6 separate regions of the Homo sapiens genome follow, and regions 2, 3, 4, 5 and 6 are each linked to region 1. Evidence: chromatin loops called from intact Hi-C (ENCODE). Cell type or tissue: sigmoid colon. All regions are shown on one strand.

Evidence for each region. Hi-C counts contacts between places; a loop is a spot of excess contacts. Peaks named below come from ENCODE experiments on the same cell type or tissue, not always from the same donor. Only the 100,000 strongest peaks of a DNase experiment are listed, where the experiment ranks them.
Region 2: a loop joins it to region 1, with 4 times the contacts of the local background. A loop is called at or near these places in 3 of 110 quality-filtered maps.
Region 3: a loop joins it to region 1, with 4 times the contacts of the local background. A loop is called at or near these places in 77 of 110 quality-filtered maps.
Region 4: a loop joins it to region 1, with 4 times the contacts of the local background. A loop is called at or near these places in 12 of 110 quality-filtered maps.
Region 5: it touches region 1 in a loop (6-fold over the local background); 74 of 110 quality-filtered maps call a loop at or near these places.
Region 6: a loop joins it to region 1, with 6 times the contacts of the local background. A loop is called at or near these places in 101 of 110 quality-filtered maps.

Annotation. Positions count from the first base shown.
Region 1 is chr13:52,126,380-52,130,379 of GRCh38, forward strand. NEK5 (NIMA related kinase 5) reads right to left here and starts at 2,694. Exons shown (of 24, transcript NM_001365552.1): 1 at 2,650-2,694; 2 at 1,216-1,283; 3 at 987-1,125. The coding sequence starts at 1,103. LOC101929657 (a long non-coding RNA gene) reads left to right here and starts at 2,516. Exons shown (of 2, transcript NR_110306.1): 1 at 2,516-4,000. In sigmoid colon, CTCF peaks have their summits at 1,554 (motif pointing left) and 2,734; DNase peaks (open chromatin) are centred at 1,982, 2,452 and 2,612; H3K4me3 peaks cover 1,785 bases.
Region 2 is chr13:51,147,592-51,151,591 of GRCh38, forward strand. It overlaps a transcript of C13orf42 not described here. Among named protein-coding and RNA genes, the nearest start is that of C13orf42, 38 kb to the left of the region's middle. RefSeq lists an enhancer at 677-1,568. In sigmoid colon, a CTCF peak has its summit at 1,580; a DNase peak (open chromatin) is centred at 1,530.
Region 3 is chr13:51,894,727-51,898,726 of GRCh38, forward strand. It overlaps a transcript of TMEM272 not described here. Among named protein-coding and RNA genes, the nearest start is that of CCDC70, 35 kb to the left of the region's middle. In sigmoid colon, a CTCF peak has its summit at 1,734 (motif pointing right); a DNase peak (open chromatin) is centred at 1,798.
Region 4 is chr13:51,934,091-51,938,090 of GRCh38, forward strand. ATP7B (ATPase copper transporting beta) reads right to left here. Exons shown (of 21, transcript NM_000053.4): 18 at 3,386-3,589; 19 at 3,186-3,303; 20 at 1,503-1,605; 21 at 1-939. The coding sequence ends at 666. It also overlaps a transcript of TMEM272 not described here. Among named protein-coding and RNA genes, the nearest start is that of CCDC70, 74 kb to the left of the region's middle. In sigmoid colon, a CTCF peak has its summit at 1,848; no DNase peak of the experiment used is centred here.
Region 5 is chr13:51,813,153-51,817,152 of GRCh38, forward strand. TMEM272 (transmembrane protein 272) reads right to left here. Exons shown (of 5, transcript NM_001351003.2): 5 at 195-3,961. The coding sequence ends at 3,599. It overlaps LOC107984561 (a long non-coding RNA gene), which reads left to right. Exons shown (of 2, transcript XR_007063805.1): 2 at 5-680. Among named protein-coding and RNA genes, the nearest start is that of DHRS12, 11 kb to the left of the region's middle. In sigmoid colon, a CTCF peak has its summit at 2,113 (motif pointing right); a DNase peak (open chromatin) is centred at 2,139; H3K4me3 peaks cover 805 bases; H3K27ac peaks cover 257 bases.
Region 6 is chr13:51,998,958-52,002,957 of GRCh38, forward strand. The region is part of intron 1 of ATP7B (ATPase copper transporting beta); the gene reads right to left. Among named protein-coding and RNA genes, the nearest start is that of ATP7B, 10 kb to the right of the region's middle. In sigmoid colon, CTCF peaks have their summits at 2,372 and 2,573; a DNase peak (open chromatin) is centred at 784; H3K4me3 peaks cover 646 bases.

The sequences.
Region 1 (4,000 bases):
CTATTATGTGACAGGAACTGTTCTGCATACTGAGGAAGACAAGCAATAAACAAATGAATAATTAAGAGAGCAAAGTAATTGCAGAGCATTATACATGCTAGTAAGAAAATAAACCAGGCCAGAAGCAGTGGCTCAAGCCTGTAATCCCAGCACTTTGGGAGGCCAAGGCGGGCAGATCACTTGAGCTCAGGAGTTCAAGACCAGCCTGGGCAACATGGTGAAACTCCATCTCTACTAAAAATACAAAAAATTATCCAGGCATGGTGGCATGCACCTGTAGTCCCAGCTATTCAGGAGGCTGAAGTGGGAGAATTGCTTGAATCCCGGAGGTGGAGATTGCAGTGAGCCAAGATCATGCCACTGCACTCCAGCCTAGGTGACAGAGCGAGACTCCGTCTAAAAAAAGAAAAGAAAAGAAAACAAAAAAGAAACCAGGAACCAAGGTGGTGTGATAAGGTGATAAGGTGTGATTGTGGCTGGGGGTCTACTCTAGCTAGGATGTTTGCAGAAAACCCCTCGTAGAGGACCTGAATAAGGAGAGAGGAAGTGCACCACAGAGAAAAGTCAGGGCAACAGAGGAGGCTGGCATCTCACAGGGCCTTGCAGGGCACCCTAAGGAGGGCCATAGGAGCCACAGGGATGTGATCTTATTTCTTTTCTATTTTCATTAAAAAAATTTTTTTTTAGCAGGGACAGGGTCTTGCTATGTTGCCCAGGCTATCTCGAACTCCTGGCTTCACACAATCCTCCCACCTTGGCCATCCAAAGTGCTGGGATTACAGGGGTGAGCCAGTGCGTCCAGCCTCTTTTTAAAAATGAGATCATTGGTTGCTGTTTGGACAATGGACTTAGGAGGTTGAATTAACAAAAATCAATTATGGCTTAAAATTCGAAATTATAAAAAATAAAAATTTCCTTTTTATATTGGATTAAAAGCCAGCTGAATATCCCACTGAAAATTAACAGAAATTTGAACTTAACTTTACCTTTTCAAAATTGATCTCTTTTATGACACAGTGCTTGCTATCTGATTTCCCTTTAGCTAAGTATGCTTTCCCGAAGGCACCTTGCCCGATGGCCTTAATCACATCGTACTTATCCATGGTCTCCAATGGGCTGAGTTTCCTGGAATTAGAGTAATGTAAATTTATCACACACGTCTCATAAAGACTAACAAAGTCAGAAAACTGATGACTAAAGTGTAAAAGAACTCACTTAGCTAAAACTTTCCTCCCAGCCTTGCCAAGACAGAGACAAATAACTTTCTTTGTGGCCACAGATAACTGAAATGAGACAGAGTTTCTTGGTCAGACACGGGTCATAGCTCAGCTTTGATACACTTTTGCCCTGTATTCTCGGGTAAGTCACTTAACCTGGCAAAACCTCACTTTCCTAATTTCTAAAATGGAATAACAATACCTGTTTTGCAAGTTTGTTCTGAGAATGAAAGATACTATATCCGGTGTTTCGCACCTTTATAAAGCAGGAATGTCCTTAGGCTTGTGCACTTTTATAGTTCAGCCTTTCTTAGTGGGGACGTACTGCCCCCTAGGGGGAATTCTGGAAATATATGGGGGTGGGGAAGCTGTTTCCCCAAGATTCAGAGGCATGAGGTTTACAGGTGGTTGGGGCCTGAGATGGTAGGATTCTGCGATTCGAGAGACAGTCCCGCACAATAAAGGATTACCCCGCGGCCCTACAATCTTGGAGAGTCTTCCTATACATTCCTGTGCGTGGAAAAATCCGTTTGTGGCTAGAACCAAACTCTATTTTACATCGAAATGCTAAGTATTTTTGCAGTTTTAATGAACACTTCTTTTTTTTTTCGAGGAATGCAACTACATGTAAATCAAGGCTTGATTGCACTTCGGTTTGGAGGTTTACCAAGAATTGTTCACCATTTGGGAAAACCACGCGCTTCACTGGCCACGCTGCTCCTGGTCCCGGAGACCCAACAATCTGCATTTGCTGCCGTCACGTTCAGGCGACTCCCCAGGCGCGGCTACTGGCTACTTCTCTACATTTTCCAAGGGTAGTAGTGCCAAGCATTTTCAGATTGAAATATGTACTTTCTTACTTATTGCTTTCCTTCTATTTCCTCTTTATGCTACAGTTAGGGCATAATACAGTTTTGTTGTTGTTGTTAATGGGGTGAGCAGGGGGCTTGTTTTCGAATAATTTTACGTCAGGGTGGGAAGTCGGTACTGGGTTGCAGGGGGCTGGGAACCAGCTCCGCAGCCAGGAGAGGCTGCAGACACCGGAGGATCGGGTTCTGAGAGAGACGCATACGGACTTGGGGCCGGGGGTGACTCGCCGGGAACTGAGGGCCCGCGACCCTCCCGCCCAAGTGGCACCAAAGGGTGGAAGCCCCCAAATTAGGAAAATTCCTTCTCCCCTAGGGCCGCCCCTGGAAGCGGCCGCGGGTGAGTGGCAAGACGCTTACCCGTACCCGACCTCCGCGTGTGGAGCGTTGCCATAGAGACCGACGCGCCCTGGACGCTACACCCACACAGCCCAGGACGCTAGGCCTTTTCTGGGCCGCCCCCGCCGCCCCAGGCCGAAACTCCATCCCTTTCCCCCACCCTGCCGAGCTCCCGAAGCCCTGTGGCGGCTCCGGGCAAGAACTAAGGGCGGCCCCTGCAAGCGTACCTGCTCCGCCGGCTCCGCGGGGCCAACGAAGCGTCCCGGAAGGATCCGGGTTCCCGGGGCCGCTGCGCCTCCCTGCGGCCGGGGCGGAGCCGCGCAAGGAAACGCGGGCGGGGCGCGGGTCTGGAATGGCCTGGGGACCAGTCCACCTCGAGGCAGGGTCAGGCGCCAGGGAGTTTGGAGACCCGGCAGAGTCACCCCGCAACCGTCCCGTTGCCTTGGGTCGGGATTCCTTTGCTTTGCAGTCTACAGTAGCGCTCCCCGCTCTTGCTTAAGGTGCACCAGACGCTTCGCAAACGTTCTCTCTTTTCTTTACAACCCGTCAAGGCAGTAGTCTCCCAGTTTTACAAATGAGCTAAACTGATACAGGAAGAGTGTTTCTTGTACAAGGTCTCAAATATTGCCAAAAGGTGGACGTGAGACTGGAACGGCTTCCTACTCTTTGGGCCACAGCGGCGGCCTGCCAAGGGACTTTCTAACGAAACCGGCGCTGCCCAAGCGTCTGCACTCACGCCCAGTGCTCATCCCACCCTGCCCCATTCTGGATTTGCACATCAAGCTGCTGTCTAAAATGTTTAAGTAGTTGAAAAAAATGTAATTTTCAGCAATTGTAAATAGTGACGCAAGTTAAATATATCCAACTGAATCGAAACACTACAGTAATATGGTACCCTCCATCGTCCACCTCACACACACACACAAAAAAAACCCACAAAAAACTCTTAAAAATCCTAAGTTTACATCATTACTCTTCCTTCTTAAAATCATCTCTCCGCCGCCCCCTCCCCGTCCCTGCCACAAAAAATTTCTTCTTCTTGTAAGCACTCTAGTCAAGTTGGATTAGGGCTGAACTAAAGGCCTCATTTTGATCTAATTGCATCTTTAAAGTCTCTGTCTCCGAATATAGTCTCATTATTAGTTATTGGTGTTAGATTTCAGTGTGTGAATTGGGGGTGGCCGCGGCGGGGGTGAATGCAGCCCGTAGCAGGAGTCCAAAAGTTGTTTAGCAGTTGGAATATCCAATGTTAGTTTCTTTGGCAGTGAAATTCCCTCAAAATATTAGTAGGTATATGATCTACTTGTTTTTGTTTAATTACACGTGTCAGTGACCACACCCAAATTTCTTCCCTAGAATTCTTAGACATGCTTCATTAAATCATATCTTCATTCTACTTTCCTGATAGAATTTTACCCGTTATCTTTTTCATACTTGAAAGTCTTATTGATCATCCTATCATACTGCTGAAAGAAGTACAGAAATGGAAATTTATATTTCCTGCTCATAGAATTTTAGTTTTTCTGGATTAAATTGTTAAAATTACTAGTACTACACAATTGATCACAATAAAATGTA
Region 2 (4,000 bases), 980 kb before region 1:
GATGGCGGGTGCCTGTAATCCCAGCTACTCGGGAGGCTGAGGCTGGAGAATCGCTTGAACCCGGGAGGCAGAGGTTGCAGTGAGCTGATATCGCACCATTGCACTCCAGCCTGGGCAACAGAGCAAGACTGTGTCTCAAAAAAAAACAACGAAGGGGTGGATTTGGTCCAGGTCTTCAACCCTAGTTGCACATTAGAATCAATCACCTGAGAGATGTTTAAAAATACCCATGCCTGATCCTCCTCACAGACCAATTAAATCAGAACCTCCAGCAGGGAGGAACGGGTCTGTGGCTAATAAAACGGCTCAGTTGATTCTCACATATGGAGAGGGCTTGAGAAGCCCCGGATTAGGGGATCTGCAAGGGCCTCCTATGTCTGACGTTTGCCACTCTGTATATGACAGAATCATAGGGTCCCTGGGCTCTGGGTGCTGGTGGACCCTCCCCCAACACATGGAACCAAGCAAATGGAAATGAAACAGCACTGGATGACGCTTTGCATCTGCATAGCACTTTGACCCATGTGATTTCCGTAAAATCCCATGGCAAATTGGACCCCTATGATTACTTCTAGTGGAGAGGAAGGAAAAGAAACAAGGGCCAGCCAGGGAGAGGTCTCCCCAGGCCTTGCCAGCAGCCTGCCTCCCAGTCCTTGGGCTCAGCCAAGCCTCTTCATCTCTTTACAGAGACAAGGGAGCGCCTGCCCTGTGCCAGGCACTGCAGCAGGAAGGACTACGTCAGCAACATAGCACACACGCACGGCCCCTGCCCTCAGCAGGGGAGGAGAGCGACGCACAGGAAAACATCTTAAATGGTGTGATAGGCATCATGAAGGACGCCCACAGGGTGCCATGCAGAGAACAATGGTGGTGGCAGGAAGCCCCACAGGGAGGTGACATTTCAGTGAAGAGCTGTAAGGTAAAAGCCGGCAGCCCCCTGCAGAGCCAGGAGGCTCACGAAGGAAGAGCACAGCTCATGCAATCCCCTGAGGTCCCCCTGGAGGGGGGTCCAATGACACCTGGGGATGAGAAGGAAAGTCATCCTTTCCCTCCACCACATGGTGGGGCTTCTGGCTTATGGACAGGAACCCACTCCCACTGGGCAGCGACGTGCCTTAGGAAAAGGAAGAACAAACCCCCTAACTGGCTGAGGGCCCAAATGCCCCGCTGGCCTCAGGAGCCAGGGCTCTTTGAGGGTACCCTCCGCCGCCAGGCCCCAGCTGGGCCCGTATTGACCGTTTGGGCTTGCTGCTGCCTCCACGCCCTGGCTGCCCACCTCAAAGGCTCCCAGGACTCCACGGCTCAGGCTCCCTCTTGCAGGCAGCTGCTCCTTCCTGGGGCCAGGCTTCCCTTTACTCTGCAGAGGGGAATGGGTGCTGTTTTCCTTCCCCTCACAAAGCATCTTTCTGACTGCCCACCTCCTGCCCCACACAGTTTGAAAGGCTGATAGTTTCGAGATTCTGAATGAGGCTTCTGCAGAGGCCTTCTTGTGCTCCACAAGAAGGGCTGGGCAAGAATTTCAACCACGCTGCTAATTTCAGTCCGTCACTGCGGTGGCAGCTTCATATTTTCCCACTAGATGGGGTTCTTGATCTCTGCAGCTAAAGATCAGCTAGCTAGAGAGAATTCCAAATCATTTAATTTGGCTCTGAAGGCTGCTTAGAAATTTTATTCAAAGCAGAGGGAAATCTTTTATAGGAAGTGGCCAAAGGCTGAAATTGAAAAAAAAAAAAAAAAAACCCTAAAAATCTGGTTTCTGTATCTTCCTTAATTAGCAAAGGTGATAAAGGGTAATAAGTGAAAATGTTTGCAAAGGAAACCTAGCAAATCTGAAATACAGATGCAAATGGAGTGAGCTAGAAATGATTTCTCTAAAGAGCCATTTTGAACAATGCTGTAACTGCTTCTTCCCTTTGAGACAGCCAGAAGCATTGACCCTGGACATTCAAGCTGAAAAAAATATCCTTTGGTCTGGTCATTATCACCATTCTGCTTGATCAATGGTAGCCTGGTTCTCATTGATCCACTCCAGCCCCCAGACACACAAGAGAGGTAGCACAAGGTAGACGCATAGTGAAGCCACTATGAGCCAAAGGCAATTATGTTTTTCCAGTGCAAACTCATTTTGCTCAGTTCGGGAAACAGTTATATCTTTGAAGTCATTTAGCATGAATATTTCTCTTCATCATCAATAATAAGCACCTCTCTTGTCCCTTCCTCTGTAGGAAGGCTTTCTCTGACGTTTTTAGGCAGAGTTGAGATGGTGCCAGAAACAGCAAGAACAAAAAGATACTAACACTAACCCTGTCTTCAAGAGTCTATATCTTAGCCCAAGAAATAGCACTCTTCCCAGAAAACAGTAGAAGATACACATTATTTACATCATCTTAGAACTTTGCATGGATAAATGAAATATTTGACGAATAAACTCAGACCTTTGTATTTAGAAGTTAGAATTTTCCGTAGATATAAAACCAGTTTTAAAGAAGCTTCCCTTTTGAAGTGCCATAACAGAATTGCACAAGAATTATGGACAAAATTATGTAGACAAAAACACATGATCAGCTTTTACTGCTGACATTTTCATTTACTGTGGTGTCGTTTGTGGGACCCCCACATTTCTCCAGAATTGGGGATATTTTTTAACAGGCAGCCCTTGGTCACTTGGTCACAGTGAAAACAAACATCTTTGAGCACTTGGTCATTGTATGTCACAATTTTCAAATTTACAGCCACCAGCGTATCCTACTGGGGCGACTGGGGGAATCAATACTGGGCTTTATTCTTATTATATACTTGGAACAGGTTCAATGTAGTCCCTTAGGAAGTAATATTAGAACTTCAATCACACGGGAAGGGAGGCTTTAAGAAAGTTGCTTCTGTTAACACACTCCTCCGTCCTGGTCACAACCAAAACATATATATTCAGCCCAAATTTGGCATAAATTCTGCGTAAATTATATATACTTTCAGCAGTTCTACAAACATTTTTCAAGAAGACTGGCTGTATAACAGAACCTCTTTCTTTCCAGAAAGCAGCTTTGGCCATCCTAAAAAATGCAGTGGACTAATCCAGATGAGCCCATCAATTTGCCTAGGGGTCACTGCTTGTGCCACCAGAAAGATACTCGCAGAGAGACCCTCAACAACTGGGGCTATGTTGTTCCATCCCAGAATGAAAACTAAAACTAGAGCTGCATTAGCACTTGCTGAGGTAAACTGAATTCCTTGGTTCTATGCAGATCTTGCCTGTGTATGGATGACTAGAATCAAAAGGCTACCAATGTCTTCTGAGATGCCAGAAGTCAGAAATAATCCCAGCTAAATGAAAAATACCAGAAATGCTACCAAAAAAATTGGCCACAGCAAGTACAGAGCTGTAGAATCTTCAACTCTTCAGAACCCCCCTGGCCTGAGCTGTGTGCATAAGGCCAATCACAGGCACAAATTCACTCTATAGACACTAGTCAAACATTGTAGTAGACAGAATAACAGCCCCTAAAGACGTCCACACATGAATCCCTGCAACCTGTGAATATGTCACACCACATGGTAATGTTACATATGCGAATATGTTACACCACATGGTAAAGGGAATTAAGGCTGCTAATCAGGTTAAGATGGGGGGATTTTCCAGATTATCTTTCTTAAAAATGGAAGAGGGTGGCAGGAGAGGGCAGAAAAATGAAATGTGAGAGAGACTCAGCACACCATTGCTGACTTTCAAGACAGAGGAAGGGGCCAGAAGCCAAGAAATGCAGGTAGCCCCAAAAGCTGGAAAAGGAAAAAAAAAAGAAAAAACAAACAAACAAACAAACAAAAACTCAGATTCTTCCCTAGAGCCTCTAGAAGGAACTGAACCCTGCGGACACCTTGATTTTTAGCCCAGTGAGACCTGTGTTGGACATCTAACCTAGAGAACTTCATATTGCTTTAAGCCACTAAGTTGGTGATGATTTGTTCCAGCAGTAATAGGAAATCAATATAAGCACCTTCTATG
Region 3 (4,000 bases), 230 kb before region 1:
GACAATTTTTCCATGGACCAGGCTGGGGAATGGTTTCAGGATGATTCAAGTGCATTACATTTAGTGTGCACTTGATTTCTATTATTATTACATTGTAATATATAACGGAATAATTCTACAACTCACCATGATGTAGAATTAGTGGGAGCCCTGAGCTTGTTTTCCTGCAACTAGATGGTCCCATCTGGGGGTCATGGGAGACAGTGACAGATCATCAGGTGTTAGATTCTCATAAGGAGTGGGGAAACTAGATCACTGGCATGCACAGTTCACAATAGGGTTCATGCTCCTATGAGAATCTAATGCCACTGCTGATCTGACAGGAGGTGGAGCTCAGGTGGTAATTTAAGTGATGGGGAGCAGCTGTATATACAGATGAAGCTTCGCTTGCTCACCTGCCACTCACCTCCTGCTGTGTGGCCCAGTTCCTAACAGGCCATGGACAAGTACTGGTCCATAGCCCAGGGGCTGGGGACCCCTGACTTAAAGGAAAAAGGAACTTGGGTCAGCCTGGCTGAGATGCATGTGGTATTGGGGTGGTTTGTGGGGAGCTGCAGAGAACCCATAACCAGCATAGGCTCTGATAGCATTGTCCTCTTCAGCTGCCATTGTGGGGTGGGAAACTGCCTCTGAAGATGGTTTTCTAAATATTCCTTATGGATGGGGCTCACACTCGGTAGTAACTGCAGGGAAATCGAGCCACAAGACAGTGGCTCAAGTCAGATTCTCTGTGCTTTAGGCAGGGAATGGATTCTGGCTGTCTCTTGGATAGCCCTGAAAAGAACTCTGGTGGGAAGGTGCAGAGGGGTGTTTGCTATGGGCTCCACCTGGGACATTTATCCATCTACCTGTGGGACAGGGCCTGAAGCTAGGGCTACCAAGATAGCAGACCAGGCATTTCCTCATCTTCAACCTCCTGTCCCCTCACTCCTCCCAGCTAGACCCTGACACCACTGCCTACATCCCCCCACCCTCTGCCCTGGGATGGGGGAAAAAATAAAACAGCTGAGCATGCAGCTAATGATGATATTTACAGCTACCAGTAGGGAGTGTTCCCAATGCGCCAAATGCTTAACATCCGTGATCTGACAGCCCCCCTGTGATGGTAAATATCCTCTCCACTTCTCAGATTCCAATACACAACCCCTGAGACTCAGGATGCTCTTGCCATGGTCTTTTTTCCCTTTTTAAATTTTTACAAAAATTTCCCACATAGCAACCAACGTAACCACAAGCCTCTTCTAACAGCTGCCTGACCCTCCTCCTCTTAGCCTAAACACTTCATCTCTTTTCTGTGGACAATGCCTGCTTTCAAAAGCTCTTTTCTTCAGGGAGAACAAGAGTCTGCTAAATTCTATTAGTGTTCAGCAAACCCCAGGGCCCCAGTCTCAACTTTGGCACAGGAAAGTCCAACACTCCACATCCCCTTCCTGGAGAAGCCAATCTGTGGGAAATGTAACTCTCAGCCTACAAGAAAGCTTCAGACTGACTTGTCTTTTTCTCCAGCTCCTTCTAGCTGTGCCATCGGGGACAGCTTGGTGAATATAAAAGATTTTCAAAGCCTATAACAAGCCATATAGCTCTAGAGGGGTGTGTGTGTGTATGAGAGAGACAGAGAAACACGTGTGTGTAACACAAATGTATGTTTTTAGAATAATTATTGAAGTTTTCTTATCATTTCAGAGACTTGGTTTTAAGTGAAGGAACTATGTGAGCAGCAGCAGCATGTCCAGGAGAGGGCACCCTCTCACAGCCTGGCTAAAATGCTCAGGGCAGGTCCTGGTTCTGCAGTCACTGCCCTCTGGGGAAGGTTGTTCAAGTTGTCGGTGCACATGCCCCATGCACCCAGCCGGATGCCCTGAGAGGGGGATGCTGTGATTATCAGACAAAGCCTGTTGCGACCACCAGAGGAGGTCCATCTCTTCCCATGAGGCACCCCTGCAGCGGTCTTCTTACAGTGTCTCCAGAACCCGGCTGAGTACTTCCAACTGTGCACTGATCCTTGCCAGAAGCTTGGCCAGTTTGGTCGGCTTGGGGGTCTGACTGTTGTGAGAACAGTGGTCTCAGTTGGTCATGTGCTCAGGACAATTCAGAGAACTTAAAGAAACCCAGGTACCTGGGCTCCACTCCAGACATACTGAATCTGAATCACTGGGGTAGGACCCAGGCAGGTATGGATTTTTGAAACCCCACAGGTGATTTAGATGAGCACCTTGACAGGAGTTAGTCTGCCGCAGTTCCATGTACACCGTCAGAAGACACAAGACTCCTGAGTCAGAAACAAAGCACAGCAAGCAGCATAAACTTCATGTTCAGGTTGGTTCCCTTTGTTCTCTGGCACCACAGGGTGATGCAGAGTGGCCCAGGTGAATACAGAGCACACATTGGGTTCATCACAGCAGAGGAGCCCCAAGTTTCAGAAACCCAAATCTTTTGAAAGGCTGAAAGGACTGCAGGTAAACCTGCCCAACTTTTACACCATAGTAAGACATTGTCTTTTTTTTATTTTTTGGAGACAGGGTCTTGCTGTGGTGCCATCATGACTCACTGTAGCCCTGACCTAGGCTCAAGCAACCATCCTATCTCAGCCTCCAAAGTAGCTGGGACCACACATGCATGCCACCATGTCTGGCTAATTTTTTTTTTTTTTTTTTTTTTTTTTTTTTTTGTAGAGATGGAGTCTCATTATGTTGCCCAGGCTGATCTTGAACTCCTGGGCTCAAGTGACCTGCCTGCCTCAGACTTCCAAAGTGCTGGGATTACAGGCATGAGCCACTGTGCCTGGCCAAAATTATCTTTATTATCATACACAGTAAGAAAATCTGTCTTCCCTGGAGGGGGACTCTTATTTTTGTCTGCCAAGATGATTTCCTTTATAATCTTCTTGAAAAAAATAGTTGAAAAGATAACTAGAACAAGGCTGGGCGCAGTGGCTCATGCCTGTAGTCCCAGTACTTTGGGAGGCCGAGGTGGGTATATCACCTGAGGTCAGGAGTTGGAGACCAGCCTGGCCAACATGGTTAAACTCTGTCTCTACTGAAAATACAAAAATTAGCCAGGCATGGTGGTGCGTGCCTGTAATCCCAGCTACTCAGGAGGCTGAGGCAAGAAAATCACTTGAACCCAGGAGGCGGAGGTTGCAGTGAGCCAAGATCATGCCATTGCACTACAGCCTGGGTGACAGGGTGAGACTCCATCTCAAAAAAAAAAAAAAAGGGCTGGGCGCGGTGGCTCACGCCTGTAATTCCAGCACTTTGGGAGGCTGAGGTGGGTGGATCACAAGGTCAAGAGATTGAGACCATCCTGGCCAACATGGTGAAACCCCATCTCTACTAAAAATACAAAAATTAGCCAGGCTTGGTGGCGTGCACCTGTAGTCCCAGTTACTGGCTGAGGCAGGAGAATCGCTTGAACCTGGGAGGCAGAGGCTGCAGTAAGCAGAGACTGTGGCACTACACTCCAGTCTGGTAACAGAGCGAGACTCCATCTCAAAAATAAATAAATAAATAAATAAAATAAAATAAAAAGATAATTAGAACAAAAGTGCAGTGCCCCTGCTCATAAACATGCAGAAATACAAGAAACTCCTGGGGATTTTTCTCCTGACACACTCCTGGTTAAGAAGCACTAATGCAGGATATTGTTCTATATCTACATGCTTTTCAGTTTTCAAAGAACTAATTGAGAAATGAGCTCCTTATAATAGAGAGGATGGCTGCCTCATGGATGGAGAAATGGGCAACTGACTTATGGTGTGATGGCAGCTACCACTACATAAATATCATGCATTTTCTGAATGTTTTACAAAACAAACATCAGATTCACATTTGCAAAAGTAGGAGTAATGTAAGGGTTAAACTAAACAATATATGCAAAATGTTGGCACATACTAGATAATAAATGTTAGTTCTCTCTCCTCTTCTGCCCTTTGCCTACTTCACAGCCTATCCTGGCTGCACAAAGCCAACAAGAATGGCTTAGACTTATATCTTTTTCCTGC
Region 4 (4,000 bases), 190 kb before region 1:
TCAAGCTGAAATGCACACTCCAGAGCATTGGAGAAGCGCCTGAGAGCAGCAGCAAAGACCACAAGGACATTGGTCCCACCCTCCCAGGTGACAGGCAGGGTTGCGAGGGGTCCCCACTGACAAGCACACAGGAGAGAAAAGGAACAGACTATGTACGAAGAAAGGAACAGACTATGCAGGAAGAAAGCAACAGGCACACCTGAGGTAAACTGTGGTCTCAGAAACATGATGCACACAGACAGGCGTCATCAGAAAGACCCTGACAGTGAGGTCTGCAGTTCTCTGGAAAGGCCCAGTGAGGTTTTTTGGTCCTGATGAAACTGTTCTCCATTTCACAGCAGTCATCCTAAATACTCCAAGCAGAGGTCTGTGAGGAGGGTGACTCGCCTCTCACCTTCTACAGTCCAGCCAAGGACTAGAGTCCAAGACAAAGCCCATGCTGACGGTCCCGTGAGGCCAAGAGGCAGGCAGGGCCGTCCTCTCCAGGCCAAGCCCAGCTGCACCCAGACAAGGCCGCGTGCTGCAGGGCAGGATGACTGGACATATCCAGGGAGCGGAAGTCCCCAAAGCTGGAGGCTAGCTCAGCCCATCCTGCTGCTGGCTGTCCTGCTCAGCTTGTGGTGAGTGGAGGCAAGTCCCTGCCCCGGCCCGCCTGCCTGAAGTCATCAGATGTACTGCTCCTCATCCCTGCCATTCAGGAGCAGAGACCACTTGTCCCCATCATCGTCTGCTGCAGCGCTGTGCCGAGATGGCTTGTCGGACGTCAGGGAGGACAGCGACACCTGGCTGACATAGCTGACCTGGTCCCATGGTGTGGCCCTGGGGGAGTCCCGCCACCTGTCATCCATGCCTATGTGCACACTGACCTGGGATGCCGTCAGGGGCTTCATGTGGCCATGCGCCTGTGCCTCATACCTCTCCAGGTCAGGCTTCTTATAGCTGGAAAGCAGGAACGCAACAGCATCTGAGCCATTCTAGAAACAAGGCTTTTTTTTTTTCTAAGCCTGGTGAAGGCCTCTCATCCATCTTTTAATAACATTCAGTATCAAAACCTCAAGAGTTTCCAAGGAAAAGGACATTAAACTCCCTATGGTTCCAGGAAAGCTCACCTGATTTAGAAACTTCCTAAGCAAATGCCTTGCACATTGTAGGCTGCCACTAACTTTTGTTAAATGAATGCACTCATAAATAAGTGAACATCTTTTTTAAATAAAAAAGTGATAGATCATACACAGGGACCCATGTCTGCTTGATGTTCACATAAACAGCCCTTGAGGAGCAGAGTAAGGGCAGCCCAGCACGTGAATGGGCAGCAGTGAATTGCCTGCTCATGGTGCTGATAAGTTACATGCATGCACACCAGGCTCCATGTGGGCTGCCACTGCAGCATTTGTCCCAGGTGAATGAATGGGAAATGAGAGGCAAGTTCCACTGTGCTAAGCATGCAGAATGACAAGGCCTCCTGGGAGCCTCCCACAGATGCTCCACCTGAGGGGACTCACCACTTGAGCTGCAGGGATGAGAGCACCACAGACACAGAGGAGGCTGCCATGGCCGCTGAGCCCATCCAGGGCTGCAGCACAATGCCGATGGGCATGAAGACACCTGGGGAAGAAAGAACTCGCACTCACACCTAGGTCTGGGGAGAGGAGCCAGGAGAGGGCTTCAGGCACCGGGCTGCCCCACCCTCAGCGGCCCCCAGTGAGGTCTCCACCTGGCGTGCTCAGAAGCCCCTGCCAATGGATCTTGCCCACAGGCCCCCCCCAAAGTGAGGCTTCCTAGAAAGCTGGGTGTGGGATGCTGTTGAGTGGGCCTGGCTCTCTTCCACTCGCCCTGATGTTCCCAGAACCACCCACAGGTGGCATCCCATTTCAGGGCGAGCTCCAGGGCAGCGACAAACCACAAGGAGTGGGAGGAGCGGGAGGAGAAAAGCGGCAGGAGCTGAGGGAGCCAGTTGCCCATCCTGTAGCCACAGTCCCACAGAGGACAAACACGGCTGAGGGCCACAGTCCTTCTCTAGCAGATGATCTCGCCTCCAGGGCTTCATGACATCTTTAGAAGAGGAATGAGAGCCAGGTCCCAGGACAGGGTCAGGAGACAGGTATGGTCAACTTTGTGTGGCAGAGGCACATACACTGGGGGAATTAAGCTCCTGAGCCGGCTCTGGGGACAAGAAGTAAACCTGCCTGACTCACTGGGCTCAGGAAGCCAAGGCCCTGTTACACAAGTCACCACTAACCACTCAGACACAAGGGAGACTGAGGCAGGAATGCTGTGATTACAAACTTGATCTCTCCTCAGCCCATGGAGGAGCACTCTGGAACTTTTCATTGCCATGTTCCTGGGGGCAGGGGGCAGGGAGCAGGGGGCGGGGGAGAGATGGTTCTTAAGGAGGGGGAATGAGGGGGAATTACAAAGCAGAAAAATCTATTTCTTTTCTTTTTCTTTTTTTCTGAGATAGGGTTTCACTCTTGCCCAGGCTACAGTACAGTGGTGCGATCATGGGTCACTGCCACCTCCAACTCCTGGGCTCAATAAATCCTTCTGCCCCAGCCTCTGTACTCCCAGATGGGACTAAGGTGTACGCTACCACGCCCAGCTAACTTTAAAATTTTTTGTAGAGATGGAGTCTCACCATGTTGCCCAGGTGAGTCTTGAACCCCTGAGCTCAAATGACCCTCCTGCCTCAGCCTCCCAAAGTGCTGGAATTACAGGCATGAGCCACCATGCCTGGTCAAAGAGCCATTTCTTTCCATGATCATTTGTGTAACTCAGAGTGAAACTTGGGCAGGATTAATGTTCAGGATAAGGTTCTGAAACACCAATAATTGTGCCTAGCATGTAGCAGATGCCCCATAATTCTTACTAATGATTATTTCTCAGACTATATGACTTAACAAATGGCTCAGAAAATAAGGCCACAATAAAATAGGGATCAGAAAATACAGCCAAGCATCTCCACTAGCTTTTTAGAAAGGACCAGAGTGAATGAAGGTTTCAGGTCCTCTCCACAGTTTCTCATTTAAAGACATATAAAGCAGGGGACATGAAAAAAAAAAAAAAACAGCCTTTCTAAAACGCCTCTAGCCAGCCAGTGAGTGAGCCACTCACTAACCCCAGCAGGAACCTGGGAGACAGAAGCCTTTCTGGGCGCAGCTGGAGCACAGTGGGTAAGAGCTGCCTACCTGCTGCAATGGGTATCCCAACCAGGTTATAAATCAGTGCCAGGACCAGGTTGATGCGTATCCTTCGGACAGTCCTCTTGGAAAGGTGAATGCTAGCCACCACATCCAGCAAATCATTCTGATGGAGAGGAGCACACAGTGAGGAAGGGGTCTGCCCATTGCCCTCCCAGCACCCACAGCCTGGCTGCAGCCACGCTCACTCTGATAAGGACGACGTCGGCTGCCTCGATGGCCACATCCGTGCCGGTGCCAATGGCCACACCCATGTCTGCCTGGGCCAAGGCCGGGGAGTCATTGACCCCATCCCCCACCATGGCGACTTTCTTCCCTTTATTCTGGAGCTCCTGGACCTTGGCCACCTTGTGCGAAGGCAGCACCTCTGCAAAGACTTTGTTGATGCCAACCTAAGACAAAAGGAAGGCAATGCCTAGTGTTGGCAAAAGGTATCAGATAGCAGCAGAAACCTCAAGTTACCCTTGCCCCCTCTGCCCTCGGCCTCTGGGTCCAGTCAGTGATGTTGGTCAACCACACCCTGCAGGTTTGCTGTCACAGGGCCAGTTTATCCCTGGCTCCTGCCCCAACACCCTGCACTGGTTTAGGCCCTGTCCTTTTCTGGATGTGCAAACAACCCCCTTGCTGGTCTCCCTGTCCACGGCTCAGTCCTCCAACTGTCTTCTCCATGTGCTGCCCCCATGGTCTTTCCAAAGCATCCGTCCGGCCATGTCCCTCCCTACTCTCCTGCTTCACATCCAGTAGACCCCATGCATCTCCCAGAGGAGGGCAGCTCAACTCTTGGGTCTGCTTCCGAGGGTCCC
Region 5 (4,000 bases), 310 kb before region 1:
ACAGACTCATCTACTCACCTGAGGATTATGAGGATTATGAGTTTTATGGAGCAAAATTTGCCTAGAACAGGTTGTCAGCTTCTGTGGACACAGTCTTCTACCCTCAGAAATCCCATTGGAAGAAAGAACAAATGAAGCATCCCAAGGACTGGAGGATTCTCTTCCCCCAGGGTATTCAAGGAAGACACTGGGGAACAAATTGAACAAAGTTTATTTCATCAACAATGAAAAATGCCCAGAAGGAAATGAAGCACAAGATTCAGTTACACAAAGATGAAAGCTATTGACCACTTGGCCACTTCTCATACTAAAAGAGAAGGAAATAACACGAAGTACTGGAAGTGACATTATATTGTCCTCATGGTGACAACCAGGATGGGCCTGACATAAGCCAGTCCAGGCTGTATGTGTGGCCCGAGTGCACACATGCGGTTTCTCTGGCCACCGAATCAGAACCAGCTGGGCCCCACAAGTCAGTCTCTGGGGGCTGTGATTCTGCATTGCAAACAAGTCCTTGGGTAGCTCTCAGGGTTCACCAAGATTTGAGAACCACTAGTGTGGCTGACTCCAGTGAAACAGTCCCACTTTTACTGCTTTCAACTGTCATTTATATAGATTCAGGCAAAGAATGGTTTTTAGAATGATGCCCGATGTAGCAAATAAAATGATCTCAACATATAGTTTATCTTTGCTGCAGTCTTTTCTCAGATGGGAAGAACAGATTATCCCTCTCTGCCACATAATTTGTTCCCTTGAGGTTTCATAGCATCCAGAAAGTTCAGGTGTTCCCATGTCCACTTCCCATTGCCTTGCCAGGTTCCCATGGAGGAAGGCTGCCCAGCTCTTGGGCCAGTCTTAGATGGGCATTTTCATTCTCCAGGTATACACAGCACATTTCATATCAGTGTGGACTGCCTACTTCAGGCCATGCCAAGGATTATAACTTCTTCTATAACCAGGAACTTCTTACACTCACCTCCAGCTCAGTGAAATTATACTAAGAGGTGATCACTTAAAGGGCACGCAGCTCAGCCCTTCCTAGACAGTCTGGGTGTCATCCCTGGATTAAGCCAGACTTCAAAGAACCACAGTTATAGACCATTTGCCTTACTTAGCCCCAGAGCCTCTTTCTTGAAATGTGCCTTATCATAACCATCTCACCATCTCCTGAGGGAGGCCTTAATCAGTTATCATTCAAAGCCTGCTGCGCTTGAAGATGTCACCCACTGAACCATTCAGTGTCCCCTCTATGAATGGATGCACATGAACATTTTCTTTAGGATCTAACCTGTTTCCCCAGAAGGGGGTAATTTTGTTTTTTAGAGATGGGGTCTCATTCTGTCACCCAGAGTAGAGTGCAGTGGTGCAATCATAGCTCACTGTAACCTCAAACCAGGGAAGATGTATGACCTATACAAAGAGATCATCACCTCTTCCTTACTGCTTTGGTGACAAGAAAACTCAAAGCTAAAAATATAGTCCAGATTTTAGCAATTATTTAGGACCTATGACCAGTATTCTCCATTGCAACTGGGGGTGGGCTGGTGGGGTGCATATGAGAATGAGCACACTTCATCCACCACTCCCTCTGGGAAAGATTTCTGCAACACTCTGGTGATACTCATGCCTACCAGAAACTGGGAATGTCCAACGTTTGAGACCTAGCTACTGATGTATCCAAAGCACTAACCAGTACCTGCCATCTGCTAACAGAAATCTTCATGCCCATGGTTGTTCACAGCTCTTTCCGCCTTTGCCAAGGCCCTCGCAACAGAAGCCTCAGAGGCTTTCATGTGGGAGTCATGCAGGTGTCCCTGGGCCCAGGTCTTTGCTGCTCACAGATGTCCAAGCATTGGCTAAGTGACTGGGAATGGCTGACGAGTCATGGACTGGGGAAAGGAGGGTGGGAGAGGAGCCCATGGAACTCCTGTCCACCCCAGTATCATAGCCCACAGACTCTCCCCAGTCCCCAACACAGAGAGGGCAACGTGGGACACAGTGAGGATGGAATTGGGCATCATAGGTGAGGTAGGATCTGCAAACTGCACACCCGCTGGTCTTCTGCCATGGCTCAAGTGAAAATGAAAACAGAAACTGCCCTTAGGGACAGGGGCAAAAAAAGGGCTGTTCTTCCTTTGTCCAGCAGATGGCACACCAAGCACTTTCTTCTCACCTGGGAGGAAAGGGGGACTAACGGTGACTGCCCGGGGAGTGCTTCTAAACTGAAATGGGAAGACCCCATGGGACTCACGGGGCCTTTCTCTTAAAGCTACGGAGAAGAATGAGCCTCTTGGTTTGAGCTGACACTTCTGATGAAGGGAGGTGCCTCCATTCATGGCCACTCAGGGATTGGTTTGATGAGAAAGCACGAAAACATAACAAAGTTAAAAAATAAACACAGCTCAGCAGTGTGTAAATATACAGAAATGCTATGCACGTGGCTGAGAGAAGCACGGTTAAGCAGGTGCCACGCACCCCTGGGCACTGCCCTAGAAACACTCATGACAGTATCTTCATACAAAATTCTAAAACATGGGACTTTTTGCTCATAAAGAGGCTCCCCAGCGAGCACTGACAACAGACCTGGACTTCATCTCTCAACAGCGGCAGCCAGAGGGAAGGTTAGTGGTCACTGTTCGGTGTCATCCTGGACTTCCAGACATCTCAATTTACAAAAGGCTTCCAAAGCCTAACTGGTCATTAGGTTGAGGAGCTATTATTCGATATTTAAGCTCAGAAACCAAAAACAGCTACACTGACGGCACCCCAACTCATGCAACCTGTCCAGAAACATACAAAACTGGTTTATGCCACCCAGCCAGCCGCAGATCATAGAGAGGTACTTGAATAGCCAGAGGCAGAGACAGACTCAAGGCCAAGCAAAGAACCTGCAGCAGCGGCACACGGTGCACACGGCGCTGCACTCCGCAATGCCTGTAGCAGGCCAGCCCGCCCCCTATGTGGAAGCTACTGCTTTGACGTTGTTAGATTTTATAGCTGACCTTGGGATGTTCCACCCATCACGTCAAACCTATCTGATATAGGGCTGGAAGAGACTGCTCCTTCACTTTCCCAAAAGGCAGCTAGAGTCACTAAAAGAATATCTTTTTCCTTTTAATAACAAAAGCCATCATAGCGAGTGAAGTTAAGATATATCTTGTGTGAAAGTCTGTGCACTTTCTATAACTTCAAGGTGACCATGGCTGAATGACAGCAGCAGTAGCAACAACCAACCTTGCTCTTGCACCAGTCATTGAAATTGCACTATGATTTGAAAAGGTCTCCCATTCTTTGCCTCCCACACTTCATACCCTCAAAAACAATTATCCCTTTGAAAACTCTTGTGAGAACAAAATTCCCACTCTGAAAAGAGCAGAAGTGATTTCCCCATGTCTAGGAAGGCAAGAGTTTCTTTAGTCTGCTATTATATTCAGTGCCTTTGGGTGGCTTTTTAAATGCCTTCAGGGAAGGTTTTATTACCTTTATGCCCTTCTCTGAACCTGTGTGTGTGTGTGTGTGTGTGTGCGTCTGTGTGTCTGTGTGCACGCGCGTGCATGCACACGCATATGCATACATGGTATGCTGGACAAGGCAGCTGTCAGTCTTCATCGGCAGCAAGTCTCCACCTGGAGCACAGGTAGACACAGCCGCTGCACAGCAGGAGCAAGACCAGCACAGTGTGACTGAGCGCCAGGACTCCGACTGCAAAGAGGTACAGGGTTTTGTCACAGTAGTCCTGAGGCTGCTGGAAAGGGGGAAGAAAATCAGGCAGGTACACAGAAAAGACCCAGTAGTTTCCCAGGATGAACCAGAGGAAGAGGAAGAGGCTCAGCAGGAGGTGGATGTAGTATCTGTGCGCATTCTGCCTCCAGGGGTATTCGTCATCGTCATCGTCATCAATCACCACGGCCTTGGACAGCAGCCGCCTCATCCTGGTGGAGTCGTACAACAGGAGAGACACCTGGGGCGTGGTGGGGAGCCAGGGTGGCAAGGCAGAGCA
Region 6 (4,000 bases), 130 kb before region 1:
CGGATCCTGTGACAGGACAGGAGGGCAGAGCCTGACATTAAAGCTGCATATGTTGGGTTCCCAAGAAGAGAACATGAGCACTGCAAACAGCACAGCCACCAACAGTCAGGGCTCTAGCAGCCCAGCCTTCAGAACAGAGGGGAGTGTTAACCAAAGCAGATTATTCACAGCCTGAGAGCCGTATTTAAGTGTATGCACAACAGAAGACCAGGAGAGGAGCACAAGACACATACTGCCCTTGGAAGTTTACTGGCAAGTTAGGAGAGAAGAACAGTAGCAAAGAGCAGTATTCAAAGTCTGAATTCCTCAAACACTAGGTGCTGGGAGCGGGGGAGGGAAGGACTGGTGGGCTTTAACAGAGGCTTGGCTTCTCCTCCCCATATCGCTGCTGATCTCCAAGACTGAAACAACTAGCTCAGCAGGACTTTCATATCAGCTTATTAACAGGAGACAGGCACAAACACACACATACCTAAGTAAGCTCACTGAAGGAGTGCTCTTAAATAAACTGCACTTGGCTGAACAGTCTTGAGTGAAAAACGATTATGATAGTTCTAAATTACGAAGAGATGGGATGGCCAAAAAGAGAAACAATGGGATTATCGAAAAGTAAAAGCCAATGTTTCCATTTCACAGTTCATTCCATGCACCTTCGACTTCGCTGGCTGCCCTCATCATCTGGCACCTTCCTGCAAAACTCCAACACGGCTTTACTCTCAGTTCCACTTGGCTTCACGCCTGTCCTCTAGCAGCTCAACAAGAATGTGACAGAACGCACATCCAGGCTGGCTGCCCACACTCTGATTCAGCACCACGAACTGCGGGAGGACCCGTGCTGCCACCTGGCAGTCCAACTACCCCCTAGTCCGCTCACCCTTCGCTCTCCGAGACAGTGGTCCTATCCCCTCTCTGGCTCCTCAGGTCCCCAGTGCCCACCCCCATACTTACTCTCAGCCAGTGACACACTGCCCAAGGTGACCAGTCCTTGTCTCCAAGCTCAGCCTCCAAGTTGCCCCACCTCCTGATTTTCCTCCTATCCTTCCCACCAACAGCTCCTACTCAGAGTCTTTCACCAGAGCCTCCAAGTCCCCAAACCTCCAAGTGCTGCAGTGGCCCCCAGCTCAGCCCTTGGACCTCTTCCATCTCTACTCATTCCTTGTACACTCATCCAGGCCAGGAGAAGTATACCTTTCTTAGCTCACTCAGGCTGCTATCACAAAATACCTTAGACTGGGTAATTTATAAGCAACAAAAATTTATTGCTCACAGTTCAGGAACCTGGGAAGTCCCAGATCAAGGAGCCAGCAGATTCAGTATCCGGTGAAGGCTGTTCTTTGCTTCACAGATGGTGCCTTGCTGCTGCATCCTCAAATGGCAGAAGAGCAAAGTGGCTCCCTCAAGCCTCTTTTATAAGGGCACTAATCCCATTCGAGAAGGCAGAGCCCTCATGGCCAAATCACCTCCTAAAGTCCTCACCTCCTAATACCACCACCTTGGGGGTTAGGTTCCAACATATGAATTTGGCAGGGACATTAACATTCAGACTATATCACCACCTATAGCCTACAATTCCCAACTCTATACTTACAGACCCAAATGCCTCATCACCATCTCCTCGGTGTTTCATATGCATCGCAAACTTAACTTGTCTACAACAGAGCTCTCAACATTCTGCCCTTCCCCTGCTGCTCCCACAGTCTTCCCCACCTTAGTAAATACAACTCCTTCCCTCCACTTGCCCAGGAAAAAATCCTGGATCCCTCTTTGATAAGAATAATCTCATCCAGGTGCAGGGGCTCATGCCTGTAATCCCAGCACTTTGGAAGGCCAAGGCAGGAGGACCACTTGAGCCCAGATGTTTCAGAACAGCTTGGGCAACATAGTGAGACACCATCTCTTCAAAAAATAAAAAATTAGCTGGGCATGGTGGTGCACACTTGTAGTCCCAGCTACTCAGAAGGCTGAGGTGGGAGGATCACTTGAGCCCAGGAGGTGGAGGTTGCAGCGATCTGTGATTGGACCACTGCACTCTACCCTGGGTGACAGTGTGAGATTCTGTCTCAAAAATAATAATTAAAATGAATTTAAAATTAAAAAGTAAAAAAGAATCATCTTCTTTCAAACCCACATGTAAATGTTTAGCAAATCCTGTTAGTTCCACCAACAAAATGCATCCAGCATCTAATGACTTCAACACATCCACAAGAACCCTGGTCCAAGCCACCAGCTCATCTCACCTGCACTATTGCTTAGAATCTCCTAAGCGACCTCCTGGCTTCTGCTCTTAGCCCCTAAAGTCTATTCTCAACACAAAAGTCAGAATACCTATAAGAGGAAGTCACAAGATGTCATTCCTCTAAAATGCCTCTAGGGGGTTCCCATGTGCTTAATAAAACCTAAAATCCTTACAATGATGACCTGTAAGACTATACAGTTGCAGCCCTCCCATTACCTTCCAACTTATCCTCACACTCCTGGCCCCTTACTCATTCTGAAACAGTCATTCTGATCTTGCTGTTCCTTAGGTAAGCAAAGCATACACCTGCCTCCGGAACTGTCTACTAGCTTAGAAATACCTCCCTCCAACATCCCATATCCAAAGGGCTCACTTCCTCACCTCCATGAAATCTTTGCTCAAACGTCAACTTCTCAATGATTTCCCCCAAATGATCCCATCTAAATTTCATACACTCCCAATTCCCTATCATCCTTCCCTGTCTTATTTTTCTTGAGAATTCTCAATCACCACCAAATGCAATAATACATCTTTTACTTACTCTTTTTAACAACTATCTCCCCAGTTAGGATATAAGTTTCACAAGTGCAGGAATCCTTCACATTTTTTTTTTTAAGGACAGGGTTTCACTCTGTCACCCAAGCTGGAGTGCAGTGGCATGATCTTGGCTCACTGCAGCCTCCGCCTCCCTGGCTCAAGTGATCCTCCCATCTCAGCCTCCCAAGTACCTGGGGCTACAGGTGCGTGCCACGATGCCCAGCTTGCTTATTTATTTATTTATTTAGTAGAGACAGGGGTTTCACTATGTTATCCAGGCTGGCCTCGAACTCCTGAGCTCAAGCAATCCGCCTACTTTGGCCTCCCAAAGTGCTGGGATTAGAGGTCTGAACCACCACACACAGCCTCTTCACATCTATTTTGTTCAGTCACTGCTTTATTCCAAGGTCTAAAACAGTGCTTGACACTTAAAGAATTTCTCAATAAGCATTTGTTAAATGAATGACAAAGAATGCCAAGCAAAAACAACTTACAAATGTGCTTGCTGTAAAAGGACTGCTAAACTTTCCGACAATACTCAACATTCAGGGCCAGGCGTGGGGGCTAACACCTGTAATCCTAGCACTTTGAGAGGCTGAAATGGGAGGATCACTTGAGCCCAGGAGTTTAAAACCAGCTTGGGCAACATGGTGAAACCGTGTCTCTAAAAAAAAAAATGTTTTTAATTATCTGGGCATGGTGGCACATGCCTGCAGTCCCAACTACTCGAGAAGCTGAGGTGATAGGATCACCTGAGCCCGAGGAGATCCAGGCTGCAGTGAGCCTGCCACTGCATTCCAACCTGAGCAACAGAGAACCTGTGAAACAAGAGGGGCAGGGAGGCGAGGGGAGAGGGGAGGGGAGGGGAGGGGAAGGGAGCAAGCCTCATGCAAAAGCTGGCTCCCTCCTCCCTCACTTACTCATTCATTTATCCCTTCAAGCCAGGGATCTAAGCTCAAATACAGGCATCTCTCAGAGATATCCATGGGTTTGGTTCTAGATCATCACAATAAAGCAAATATCCTAATAACGTGAGTGACACAAAGGTTTTGGTTTCCTTGTGCATATAAAAGTTATGTTTACACTATAGTCTATCAAGTGTGCAATAGCATTATGCCTAAAAAAATACATATACTTTAATTTTAAAATATGTTATGGCAAAAAAATGCTAACAATCATCTGAGCTGTCAGTAAGTCATGGTCTTTCTGCTAGTGGAAGGCCTTGCT